3 separate regions of the Homo sapiens genome follow, and all the other regions are linked to region 3. Evidence: chromatin contacts called from ENCODE Hi-C data. All regions are on one chromosome and are shown on one strand. Each heading gives the region's core, a stretch centred on a gene start or an enhancer-like site at or near the end of the contact. The rest is flanking DNA. Distances are from core to core; before and after follow the strand shown. Region 1 holds the start of ZNF688 (zinc finger protein 688). Region 2 holds the start of SPNS1 (SPNS lysolipid transporter 1, lysophospholipid). Region 3 holds the start of CDIPT (CDP-diacylglycerol--inositol 3-phosphatidyltransferase).

Evidence for each region. Hi-C counts contacts between places; a loop is a spot of excess contacts on that map. Pooled maps may share reads with other maps.
Region 1: a pooled map shows a loop between it and region 3 (9-fold over the local background). The contact joins the promoter of ZNF688 here to the promoter of CDIPT in region 3. A Hi-C loop is called at or near these places in 5 of 50 pooled maps.
Region 2: a loop to region 3 is called in a pooled map, with 9 times the contacts of the local background. The contact joins the promoter of SPNS1 here to the promoter of CDIPT in region 3. A Hi-C loop is called at or near these places in 1 of 37 single-sample maps with no recorded cell type and 8 of 50 pooled maps.

What each region holds. Positions count from the first base shown.
Region 1 is chr16:30,569,987-30,573,674 of GRCh38, reverse strand. ZNF688 (zinc finger protein 688) reads left to right here and starts at 1,961. Exons shown (of 3, transcript NM_145271.4): 1 at 1,961-2,241; 2 at 2,552-2,665; 3 at 3,239-3,688. The coding sequence starts at 2,046. RefSeq lists a silencer at 1,954-2,193 and enhancers at 3,056-3,619, 3,620-3,688.
Region 2 is chr16:28,972,258-28,976,037 of GRCh38, reverse strand. SPNS1 (SPNS lysolipid transporter 1, lysophospholipid) reads right to left here and starts at 1,260. Exons shown (of 12, transcript NM_032038.3): 1 at 646-1,260; 2 at 481-546. The coding sequence starts at 886. RefSeq lists a silencer at 904-993, a cis regulatory region at 1,030 and enhancers at 946-1,115, 1,214-1,323, 1,404-1,523.
Region 3 is chr16:29,861,140-29,864,745 of GRCh38, reverse strand. It overlaps CDIPT (CDP-diacylglycerol--inositol 3-phosphatidyltransferase), which reads left to right and starts at 1,520. Exons shown (of 6, transcript NM_006319.5): 1 at 1,520-1,931; 2 at 2,026-2,160; 3 at 3,487-3,606. The coding sequence starts at 1,889. It also overlaps the pseudogene CDIPTOSP. RefSeq lists enhancers at 862-1,399, 3,555-3,606 and silencers at 1,448-1,507, 1,518-1,827.

The DNA.
Region 1 (3,688 bases), core at 712-3,211, 710 kb before region 3:
AATAAAAAACACTATTGAATAAAAAGGAAGGCTCGATATACTAGGGCTGGCAGGGGAGCCAAGCAAGTAGATCCAGAGCCAGAATGACAGCAGGGACCTGGTAGGCCTTGCTTGTTATCTCCAGCAACCAGCCCCACGCTTAGCAAACAGTATTCTGCATCCTGTATGATTGCAGGTATATTCCAAATGTGGGGATGAAGGCAACTAGTATTTACAGTCCAATGCCACCAGCCATGAGGATGACCCATCTTGGCTGAAAAATAAAGACCTTAAATCTAGGAAGCGGAAGATACAACCCAGGACAGCAGGAAGGGGAGACCCGGTATGAGAAGAACTGAGGCCCAACCCAGTTTAGAGAGGAGACTGAAGGCTAAAGGAGGAAGGTTTCCCAGGAAAAAAAAAATTAGGATTTGAAAGTTGATGCTATCTTTGATAATTTGGAACAACGTAAATAAGTAGAAATGGCAGGGCCGGGCGCCGTGGCTCACGCCTGTAATCCCAGCACTTTGGGAGGCTGAGGCGGGAGGATCACCTGAGGTCGGGAGTTCGAGACCAGCCTGACTTAATATGGAGAAACCCCGTCTCTACTAAAAATACAAAATTAGACGGGCATGGTGGCTCATGCCTGTAATCCCAGCTACTTGGGAGGCTGAGGCAGGAGAATCGCTTGAACCTGGGAGGCGAAGGTTGCGGTGAGCCTAGATAGCGCCATTGCACTCCAGCCTGGGCAAGCCGAGATAGCGCCATTGCACTCCAGCCTGGGCAACAAGAGTAAAACTCCTTCTCAAAGAAAAAGTAGAAATGGCTGGGAACCGTGGCGCATGCCTGTAATCACAGCACTTTGGGAGGCCGAGGCAGGAGAATTGCTTGAGGCCAGGAGTTCCAGACCAGCCTGGGCAACATAGCAAGACCCTGTCTCTGTTTTAAAATTTAAAAATTAGCCAAGCATTGGGTGTGCGCCTGTGGTCCCAGCTACTCGGGAGGCTGAGGTGAGAAGATCGCTTCAGCCCGGGAGGTCGAGTCTGCAGTGAGCTAGGATCGCACTGCTGGGCCACAGAGCAAGACCCTGTCTCAAAACAAACAAAAAATAAATTCATGTATGTTAGCAACAATTACTATTTAATTTAAAACTTCCCCATTCCGATTCCATCCTCACCAAGCACGTTCCTTCGCCTGCAGCTTCGGTCTAGAGCCTGAGCGAGCCGAGCTGCGGATGCCAGGGGCTGGGTGGACTCCGCAGCTAAGCTACTGTAAAACACGCACCTGCTTCTACCGCGGGTGTACACATGGTTTGCCAGGGTGTGCGCGTCTTCCCAAGGGGTCTGGGGACCAAATTCCAGCTCCCGCCATCGGGAGGCACGGTAAGAGACCGTAGGGGACACAATCCCGAGCACCGCAGATGCCGAGGTCTCCGCTGCGCTCCAGTCTGTCAACAGAGGCTTCAGGACCGCGGGGTCCCTTCAAATGCCCCGCCAGTCCCAGGCCAATCACCGCGCAGCTTCTTCCGGGATCGTCGCCAATCATCGGCCGTTGCGTATTGCGGGTACAGAGGGGTAAGTGAAGCTTCGGGCCCTTACATCTTTCTTGAAGGCAAGAAGCCTCTCCTCTACTTCCCAGACACCCCGCCTCCCCCACTAGAAAAAGCAGCCGAAGCGGCTTTATTTAAGGGCAAGTGGGACGATGAGGCCAGAGAAGTCAGAAAGGCTCCATATTTGATATGGTCAAATAATGGCGCCCTTAAGAGCAGCCTGTGACAATTGAAGGGTGGTCGCCATATTTTCAGAAGGCACCTTCCGGGTCCCTTAACCCGGGTGTCTATGTCCAAGCGGCCATGAAGTGAATAAACACTGAGGAATTATATTTGTCCCTATCAGAATCCTCGAATCCCTAGCAGCCAGTCCCTGCTACTTCGGTTGCCTCGGCTGCGTTCGGACGCCACGGCTGGGCGGGGCCGCCCTTCCTGTGGACAACGACAGCTGAGGCCGGGAGCGGGGAGGCGGCGGCTCCAGGGACCTGGCGGCCGCCGATCGGGGCTGCGAGGCCCCATGGCGCCGCCCCCAGCCCCGCTCCTGGCGCCGAGGCCCGGGGAGACCCGGCCTGGTTGCAGGAAGCCCGGGACTGTGAGCTTCGCGGACGTGGCCGTGTACTTCTCCCCGGAGGAGTGGGGCTGTCTGCGGCCCGCGCAGAGGGCTCTGTACCGGGACGTGATGCAGGAGACCTACGGCCACCTGGGCGCGCTCGGTGAGAGCCCCGGGTCCGAGCCCCCTCCTCCTTCACCGGGTTCACAGGGGAGATGATGTAGAAGGGCCGAGAGGACTGTGAGCCCTAATCCCGCACTCTTGCACCAACACCAGCAGCCACCTCCCGTTCCCAGGGCTTCAGGTACCCCCTCGGGAGTGTTTTCACCCGCATCCATTTCATTCAGGCAGCAGCACTGCAGCCCCTTCCAGGTTGAGTATAAGCTCCGAGGGGGTGCCCTCAGCCTGGAGGGGAATGCCATCTTCCCACGATGGCCTCTCAGGCCCGCGCTGTGATCCCTGTTCTCTCCCAGGATTCCCAGGCCCCAAACCAGCCCTCATCTCTTGGATGGAACAGGAGAGTGAGGCTTGGAGCCCCGCCGCCCAGGATCCTGAGAAGGGGGAAAGACTGGGAGGAGCTCGGAGAGGTGAGGGATAGTCCCGGGTCCCCCCACTTGGTTTTCCAGGGCTTCCTGTCTAGCAGAGTTTCTTTTCAGGCCCCCACTTCCAGCATCCCTAAAGAAATTCAACTGTGTTGGGTACTAGAGGAGTAAAGAAGGCAGACCTGGTACAAAGTTTTCAGAACATGGGACAGCGGTCCTGTGAGGACTGGGAGCCCAGTCCAACCAGGCACTCCAGCCTGGGTGACAGAGTGAGACTCCGTCTCAAAAATAAATAAATAAATAAATAAATAAATAAATAAATAAATAAATAATAGCCCCTGCTTCCTGAGCACTTCCTAAGTGCTTAACATGCATCTACTCAGCTAAACCAGTAACGCTGTGAAGTCAAAAGCCATTATTATTCCCATTTGATGCATAAGGAACCAAGGCTCAGATAAGGCACTTTTAGGAGATCTGAATCCTGTTTACCTTGTTCTAAAGCCTGTGTGTTAATCACTGGACAGAACTTCCCTCACTGCCTTAAGTGAAAAGCATTCTATAACCTGAGACAGTCTGTGCAAAAGTGTTTGTAAGTGTAACTTAATTCCGGTTTCCCAGGAGATGTCCCAAACAGGAAGGAAGAGGAACCGGAGGAAGTCCCAAGAGCCAAAGGGCCTAGAAAGGCTCCTGTGAAGGAGAGTCCTGAAGTGCTGGTGGAACGCAACCCTGACCCAGCTATTAGCGTGGCCCCGGCACGGGCACAGCCACCCAAAAATGCTGCCTGGGACCCGACCACAGGAGCACAGCCCCCGGCACCCATACCCAGCATGGATGCTCAGGCCGGCCAGCGGCGCCACGTGTGCACGGACTGCGGCCGCCGCTTCACCTACCCCTCACTGCTGGTCAGCCACAGGCGCATGCACTCGGGGGAGCGGCCTTTCCCCTGCCCCGAGTGTGGCATGCGCTTCAAGAGGAAGTTCGCAGTGGAAGCGCACCAGTGGATCCACCGCTCCTGCTCCGGGGGGCGGCGGGGCCGGAGGCCTGGGATCCGGGCTGTGCCTCGGGCCC
Region 2 (3,780 bases), core at 11-2,510, 890 kb after region 3:
GGCCTCCCAAAGTGCTGGGACTACAGGCGTGAGTCACCACACCCAACCCTCCTGCCATTATTTACTGGGTGTCTACCATGTGCCAAACACTGCACTAGGCCCTTCACAGACAATCTTTTAGTTAATCTTCACATCAGTCCTAAGAGATGATTCGTGTTATTACTTGTTCCATCTTATAGACAAGGAAAATGAGGCTTAGAGAGGTTGAGTGCCTTGCCTACCATCACACAATAAGTGGAAGAGCTGAGATTTAAACCCAGGTCTGTCTTCACCTGGGTGAAGTTATACTTAGTTATACTAAACTGACTCCCTCTTTAAATGTGGTGTCCCGCTGACCCCCGAGCAACATCAGGGCCATCACCTCCCCTAACTGGCCACAAAACCTCCATTAATGAGCCCCTAGACAGGCCAGCGCGTGGCCCCACTTGAGACAGAACAGAAGGAGGAGCGGCTGTGTGACCAGGAGTGGTCCCCACTCACCGGTCTGGATGAGCCCAGAGCTACTGTCCCCGATGTTGAAGAACTGCTCGATGTCGGGAAGGACGCCTGAGGAGAAAATTCAGGATGGTCCGGCAAAGCAGCGCCACCCTCGGGACCCTGGCTCCCCTCTCCTAGACTATCTTCCTCCCAGAAGTGAGTCCCTACCAGCCACGGTGAAGCGGTCCATGTAGTTCAGGAGATTGATGTAGCACAGCACCGCCACTATGAGAGCCGAACGGCCGGGAGACAGGCCGGTGATGCGCTGCAGCCCCTCCTGGTCCGGGACCTCGGGCTCCTCGGACTTCGGGTTCCCCGTGGACCCTGGCAACCCCGGGGTGCCAGGCACTGGCCCGTCGTCCGGGTCATCCGCCTGGCTGAGGAAGGGCGCGGTGTCGGACCCGGCCATGGTCCCGGGGGGCCGCGCCCGCCCGCGCTCCGGTCCCACCGACGATCCCACCTGCGAGGGGAGGAGGCTGGAGAAAGGAGGATGGACCGAACACAGGCGAGGGAAGTGCGCCCGGAGACGGGGAGCTTGCCCTGAAGCACAGAGCACCACTGAGAAGGGACCCGGGCCCTGTCACGCCTCCCCGTCTCAGTAGACACACAGCGCGGAGGGGACGTGCGGAATACACGTGATGTCGGGGACAGGAGCGGGCTGAAGAGGGCACGATCCCACGCGGAGGCCACCCCTCACCCGGGGTAGGAGCCCGCTGCACTTGCTGTCGCTCAGCCCGGGCGCTGCACCACGGCAGCCGCCATGTTGCTTAAAGCCGGTCATGTGACGCGGGAGCCAGGGTGGAAGGGGTCCCCGCGGGCAAGCCTTCGACACGTGACCTGCCACCCGACTACGGAAGCCTCTTGGGCGTTCCGCCCGGGCTCACATGTCATGTGACGGCCGGCCGGTCGCCGGAGTAACCAGGAACTTTCCCAGACCCTGCGGTCCCTGGAGCGTCAAAAAGAGCGTCCCCGTGACTAGGTGGAGTCGCCTGCCCTTCCGAATCTCAGCTGTCTTATCTGGAACCCCCACGTGGCAGACTCCATCTTCATCAAACGGGATAATGGGGTCTCAAAAGGTTTTGGAAGTAGTAGATACCTCTAAAAGCCAAGGAGCAGCCCTAGTTCTCGGGAACCATCCTGTCTTCCTCCCAGGGTCTGGTTGGCGGCTTTTTACTCTCAATAAAGGATGGATGGATGGATGGATAAATGGATGGATGGAGCTTGAGCAGCGCGATGGATGGAGGATTGGAGGGACGGAGGGATGGACGGACGGACGGATGGAGCTTGAGCAACGCCCCGCCCTTTGTTGAGATTCCCCAACCCTGCTAGCCTTGTAAACTCCTGAGCCTTCACCGTGGACACTTAAATACCTATTAAAGGAAGCGTCTCCACCCGCCGCTCCTGGAGCATATTTTTCCTCACTCCAATCGGGATTGGAGCCCTTGCGCCCTCCGGTGGGCTTTTGTAGGGCAGGCAGGAGCTCCTAGCCTAAGGAGACTCCCAGCTGCAGGACTAGGGTCAAAGGGATAACTTGGGAGTGGTTCTTTAGTGGCACCCTATAATCTCCAAGCTACATCTAATAAAGCACTCTAAGTAAAATTAGTATAGTTCTGTGCAAATACAGCTTCAAGACCCATCTTTCAACCAGCCCTTAAAGGCCCTCTACTGAAATCCTGGAATCTCGTGGGGAGAGCATCCCCCAACCCCAAAACGCCTTGTTAGAAACTATTTCGAGTCCGAATACCCATAATTGGCTTTAACCCCCCCCCCCCCCCCATATTAGGTGCCTCGTGTTTCAGAACCTTAAGCTTGGTTTCCCCTGGCGGACAGGAACTTCAGGTTGCAGGCATTTAATTCCCTCAACAAGATATTATTGAACATGTATGTGCCTGGCATTTTACCAGGTTTCAGGGAAAGGCAGACTTACTCCCTTCCCTCGTGGAGCTTATCTAGAGAGTGATACGCATTGTAAATTGCACCTCTGAAGTGAAAAGGCAAGCCACAGGTTGAATGAAAATATTTACAAAGCATCTATCTGCCAAAGGACTTGTATCCATGTAAAGAACTCTTTTTTTTTTTCTTTCTTTCTTTTTTTGGAGACAGACGCTTGCTCTGTCACCCAGGCTGGAGCTGGAGTGTAGTGGCGGGATCTCGGCTCACTGCAACCTCCACTTCCGGGGTCCAAGCGATTCTTGTGCCTCAGCCTCCCAAGTAGCTGGGATAACAGGCACGTGCCACCACACCCGGCTAATTTTTTGTATTTTTGGTAGAGATGGGCTTTCAGCAGGTTGGCCAGGCTGGTCTTGAACTCCTGACCTCAAGTGATCTGCCCGCCTCAGCCTCCCACCGTGCTGGGATTACAGGGGTGAGCCACCATGCCCAGTGTCATTTTAATTTTTATATTTGTAGAGATGAGTTATCGCTATGTTGTCCAGGCTAGTCTGGAACTCCTGAACTCAAGCAATCCTCCCACCTCATCCTCCCAAAATGCTAGGACTACAGGTGTGAGCCACTGCACCCAGCTCTTTTGTCCATTTTAAAAATTGTGTTTTTGGCCAGGCACAGTGGCTCATGCCTGTAATCCTAGCCCTTTGGGAAGCTGAGGTGGGAGGATCACTTCAGCCCAGGAGTTCAAGATCAGCCTGGGCAACAAAGCAAGACTCATCTCTACAAAAAAACTAAATAAATAAAAATTAAATATACACTTCCCATATGACCCAGCAATTCCACTCCTAGGTAACCACCAATGAGAAATGAAAACGTGTCCAAACAAAAACCTGTATATGAATGTTCATAAATGCATTATTCATAATAGCCCAAAAATGAAAAGAATCCACATGTCCATCAACAGGGGCATAATCTATTCATACAACGGGAATAGCTTAACAAGAAAAAGGAATGAACTGTCAGAGACGTTCGGACCAGAGTGACTCCATCTTGAGTGACGGTTAGGAAAATAAGGCTGGGACTTGCTGGACTGAATTACAGAAAGTAAGGCATTCCTAGACTCGACATGTTTATGGTTAAGGAAACAATAACGTTTACTAGGCCGGGCGCAGTGGCTCACGCCTGTAATCCCAACACTTTGGGAGGGCGAGGCGGGTGGATCACAAGGTCAGGAGTTCAAGACCAGCCTGGCCAAGATGGTGAAAACCCATCTCTACTAAAAACACACACAAAAAATTAGCCAGACGTGGTGGTGGGCGTCTGCAATCCCAGCTACTCGGGAGGTTGAGGCAGAGAACTGCTTGAACCCAGGGGGCAGAGGCTGCAGTGAGCCGAGATTGTGCCACTGCACTCCAG
Region 3 (3,606 bases), core at 271-2,770:
AGAACGAGATAACGAAGCCTGGGAAAGGAAAAGCCGGAGGGGTTCAGCCTGGGAGCTCCCACATGGGAGTGCTGGCTGTGGGAGTTCCCAGGCTGGGGCCTGTGGGTCCAAGGAGCTTGCTCCTGAAGGACTGGGCCTTGAGATTTAGCTAGAAAGCTCTGGACCTGGGGGAGGGGGGTTTGGTGGGGGTTTAGAGTCAGGGCCTAGTGCTGAGAGCTATGAGTCGGGGCTTCAGGACTCAGGGTTGAGGCTAGAGTCTCAGGGCCCGTGGCTCAGACCTGGCACGGGGTGCCTCTGCCTGGGAGGCTTTCACTTCATTACATTCCCACCTCTAGGGTTCCCTGCAGTGCTCACCGGACCTCCTCTCAAGGAGGGTGCAGCTTGAGATGGCCAGCTGCTCTTCTTCTCCCCCTCATTCCCCATCGGAGTGGACGCCATCCCCCTGGGAACAGTCGAAGCCTGAGTTGACCTGAGAAACCAGCCCGCTTTCCCCCAGAACCCAGTCCACCACCATTCCCCGGGCCCAGGTTTAAACAAGGCCTTTAGAGGAAACATCCCGCTGCCTCATTCCCTCTCACAAGAAAAAATAATAATAATAATAAAGGTTGCTTTATATCTTCGGGAGTGAGAGGGAACTCCCGCAACCCCCTACCCCTCACCCCTTCGCCTGGTGGGCCTCTCCTTCCTTCTTCCCTCCCAAGCACCTTCCCAAGCCGAGGCAGCCGACTTGACGCCCCAGACCTGGCAGATGGGTGGAAACCTTGGGCTACTCGGCAAAAGGAGAGACGTGGAGGCCTAAGGACCTCTGGTATAGGTCGTGGGGGATGGAGAATGGGAGATGGGGAGGAAGGCTGGAAAAGGGGGAGCCGGCTCCGTGTCGCTACCGGACGCTATAAAACCCTTGGAGTCTGCAGAGGTTCCGCAGCCTCGTTGCTAGGAGATCAGGGGTTCTAGAACTAAAGACAGAGGAATTTCCTAGCGCGCCCCGTTTGCTCCTCCAGCCTCCCCTCCGTACCCCTCCAGGTGCCTCCTTGAGGGCAGTGACCCCAAGCGCCAGACGCTTGAGAAGCTTGGGAGGATGACGTAGGGTGGAGCCTGCGACCTAATCCTCCCATCACAAGGGGCACGCGAAAAGCAACCCATCTGCAGGGCGCTCTGGAGCCTCTCTAGCCGCCTAGAGCCTGCGAGAGCAAAGGCGGCTGGAGACTTAGGGGGCGGGGAGTAAAGTGAGGACTGCACCAAATCTCCTGGCCTCTTGGGGACGCAAAGACTCAGGAGGAGGAATTTTATCGCCTTATCTTTGCCTCCAGGAAGTCATACCCTCCACAAAAGGAAAGCAGAGATTTTTATTCGGTCTTCTCTTTTACCCTTTCCTTTTCCGTTTCTAACTTTGCTTGACGTTAATGGTTCCTTCCTCCCTCTCCTCCTCTGCGCTTTGGTACGAGCCAAGGGAGAGGGGCGGAGGGAGGAAAAGGGAAAGGAAGCCGACAGGCCTTAAAGGGGCCGCAACTATTTTTTTAAGCCACTTTTTCCTCTCTCCAATTTTGCAACGACGGGCGCGGAGGAGGAGGTTCCCGGAAGCCACGCGCAGCTGGAGCAGCGGCGACCGCAGCTGGAGGCCCGGAGCGCCTGCGGGGCTGGCAGAGGCGAGGGAGGTTGCGGGTAGGAAGGGCGGACTGCGCGCGCCCCCTGCGTCCCGCGCACCTCGGGGCCGGTCCATGCTCCCGACGGCTGCGGGCTTCAGCATCTGGGGCCAGGTTGGGGCGGCGGGGTCCAGGGCGCAGGTGGTGCGGCCGATGCGCCGGGCCGGAGGCTGAGGCCGCGCTGCGGGGCTGGGACAGCACTGGCATCTCCAGAGCAGGCCCGGGGCAGCAAGGGAGGCGCCGCGATGCCAGACGAAAATATCTTCCTGTTCGTGCCCAACCTCATCGGTGAGTGCTGCCCACGGCCCCGGGCCGAACGAGAGGGCGAGGGGCCTTGGCGGGCTCCCTGATCCTGCCCTGTCTCCCCGCGTCCCGTTCCAAGGTTATGCCCGGATTGTCTTCGCCATCATTTCTTTCTACTTCATGCCCTGCTGCCCCCTCACGGCCTCCTCCTTCTACCTGCTCAGCGGCCTGCTGGACGCTTTCGATGGACACGCTGCTCGCGCTCTTAATCAAGGTGACAGACACCCCTCTCAGCCAGCCTTGGGGTTCAACAATCCCCTCCTCCCTTCCCCTGCCTCCTCGGGACCTCAGAGTCAGAGGGCTGTCATTCCCATCTCTGGAAAAAGCAGAACAGGATGGCCTGGGGCTTTTTGTTTTGTGTTTTGTTTTTTTGTTTTTGAGACAGGGTCTCGCTCTGTCACTTAGGCTGGAGTGCAGTGGCGCGATCATGGCTCACTGCAGCCCCCATCTTCTGGGCTCAAGTAATCCTCCCACCTCAGCCTCCTGACTAGCTGGGACTACAGGAGCGTGCCACCACACCCGGCTAATTTTTAAATTTTTGTAGAGACTGGGTCTTGCAGTGTCGCCCAGATTGGTCCCCAGCTCCTAGCCTCAAGCGATCCTCCTGCCTTGCTCCCAAAGTGCCGCGCCCAGCAAGAATGGACTGATTTTGTAGCAAAAGGAATTTAAGCTAGCTCTTGAGAACTCACTGCTTGTGAGAGGTGTGGATTAGCAAGACATGACATGGCGGTGGCGCTGCTGGAGGTCTCTCTGAATACAAGTCCATTCAGGCCAGGGGCGGTGGCTCACGCCTGTAATCCCAGCACTTTGGGAGGCCGAGGTGGGTGGATCACGAGTTCAGGAGTTCGAGACCAGCCTGGCCAACATGGTGAAACCCTGTCTCTACTAAAAATACAAAAATTAGCGGGCTTGGTGACGCGTGCCTGTAATCCCAGCTACTCGGGAGGCTAAGGCAGGAGAATTGCTTGAACCCGGGAGGCGGAGGTTGCAGTGAGCCAAGATTGCGCCATTGCACTCCAGCCTGGGCGACAGAGCAAGACTCTGTCTCGGAAAAAAAAAAACAAAAAACAAAAAACAGTGTATTCAACAGGTGTTTACTGGAGGCCTACTGTGTGCCCTGCATAAGCAGTTGGGGTTCCAGAAGGCATGCTTAGAGGGAGGATGGAGAGGGAAGGGTGATGGCTTCTGGAGGGTTGACTAATTTTTTAATCTGTTCTCCAGACCCAACTGTAAGGCTTCCCCTGAGGCATCAAGTCTCTATCTAGCCCTGGAGTCTTGGTTCTGGGGTTGATGAGTTGCAGACATAGCTTTCCTCTCCTCCTACCCTGTTCCCTCCACTCTCATGCCTTTCTCAGTTCATGCCATGGTGACCTTTGCCCACTGACCTCACACACAGCCTGTTTTCTAGCCTGCGTTCCTCCCCAGGCAGGCGGACACTTCCAGTCTTCGTTTACACCCTGCGTCAGAGTGATAAACCAAATATGGGCACCTGTCCTGCATCCACTGTGCCATAACAGCCCTTGCCCACCTAATCTTCCAGGAACCCGGTTTGGGGCCATGCTGGACATGCTGACGGACCGCTGCTCCACCATGTGCCTGTTGGTCAACCTGGCCCTGCTGTACCCTGGAGCCACGCTGTTCTTCCAAATCAGCATGAGTT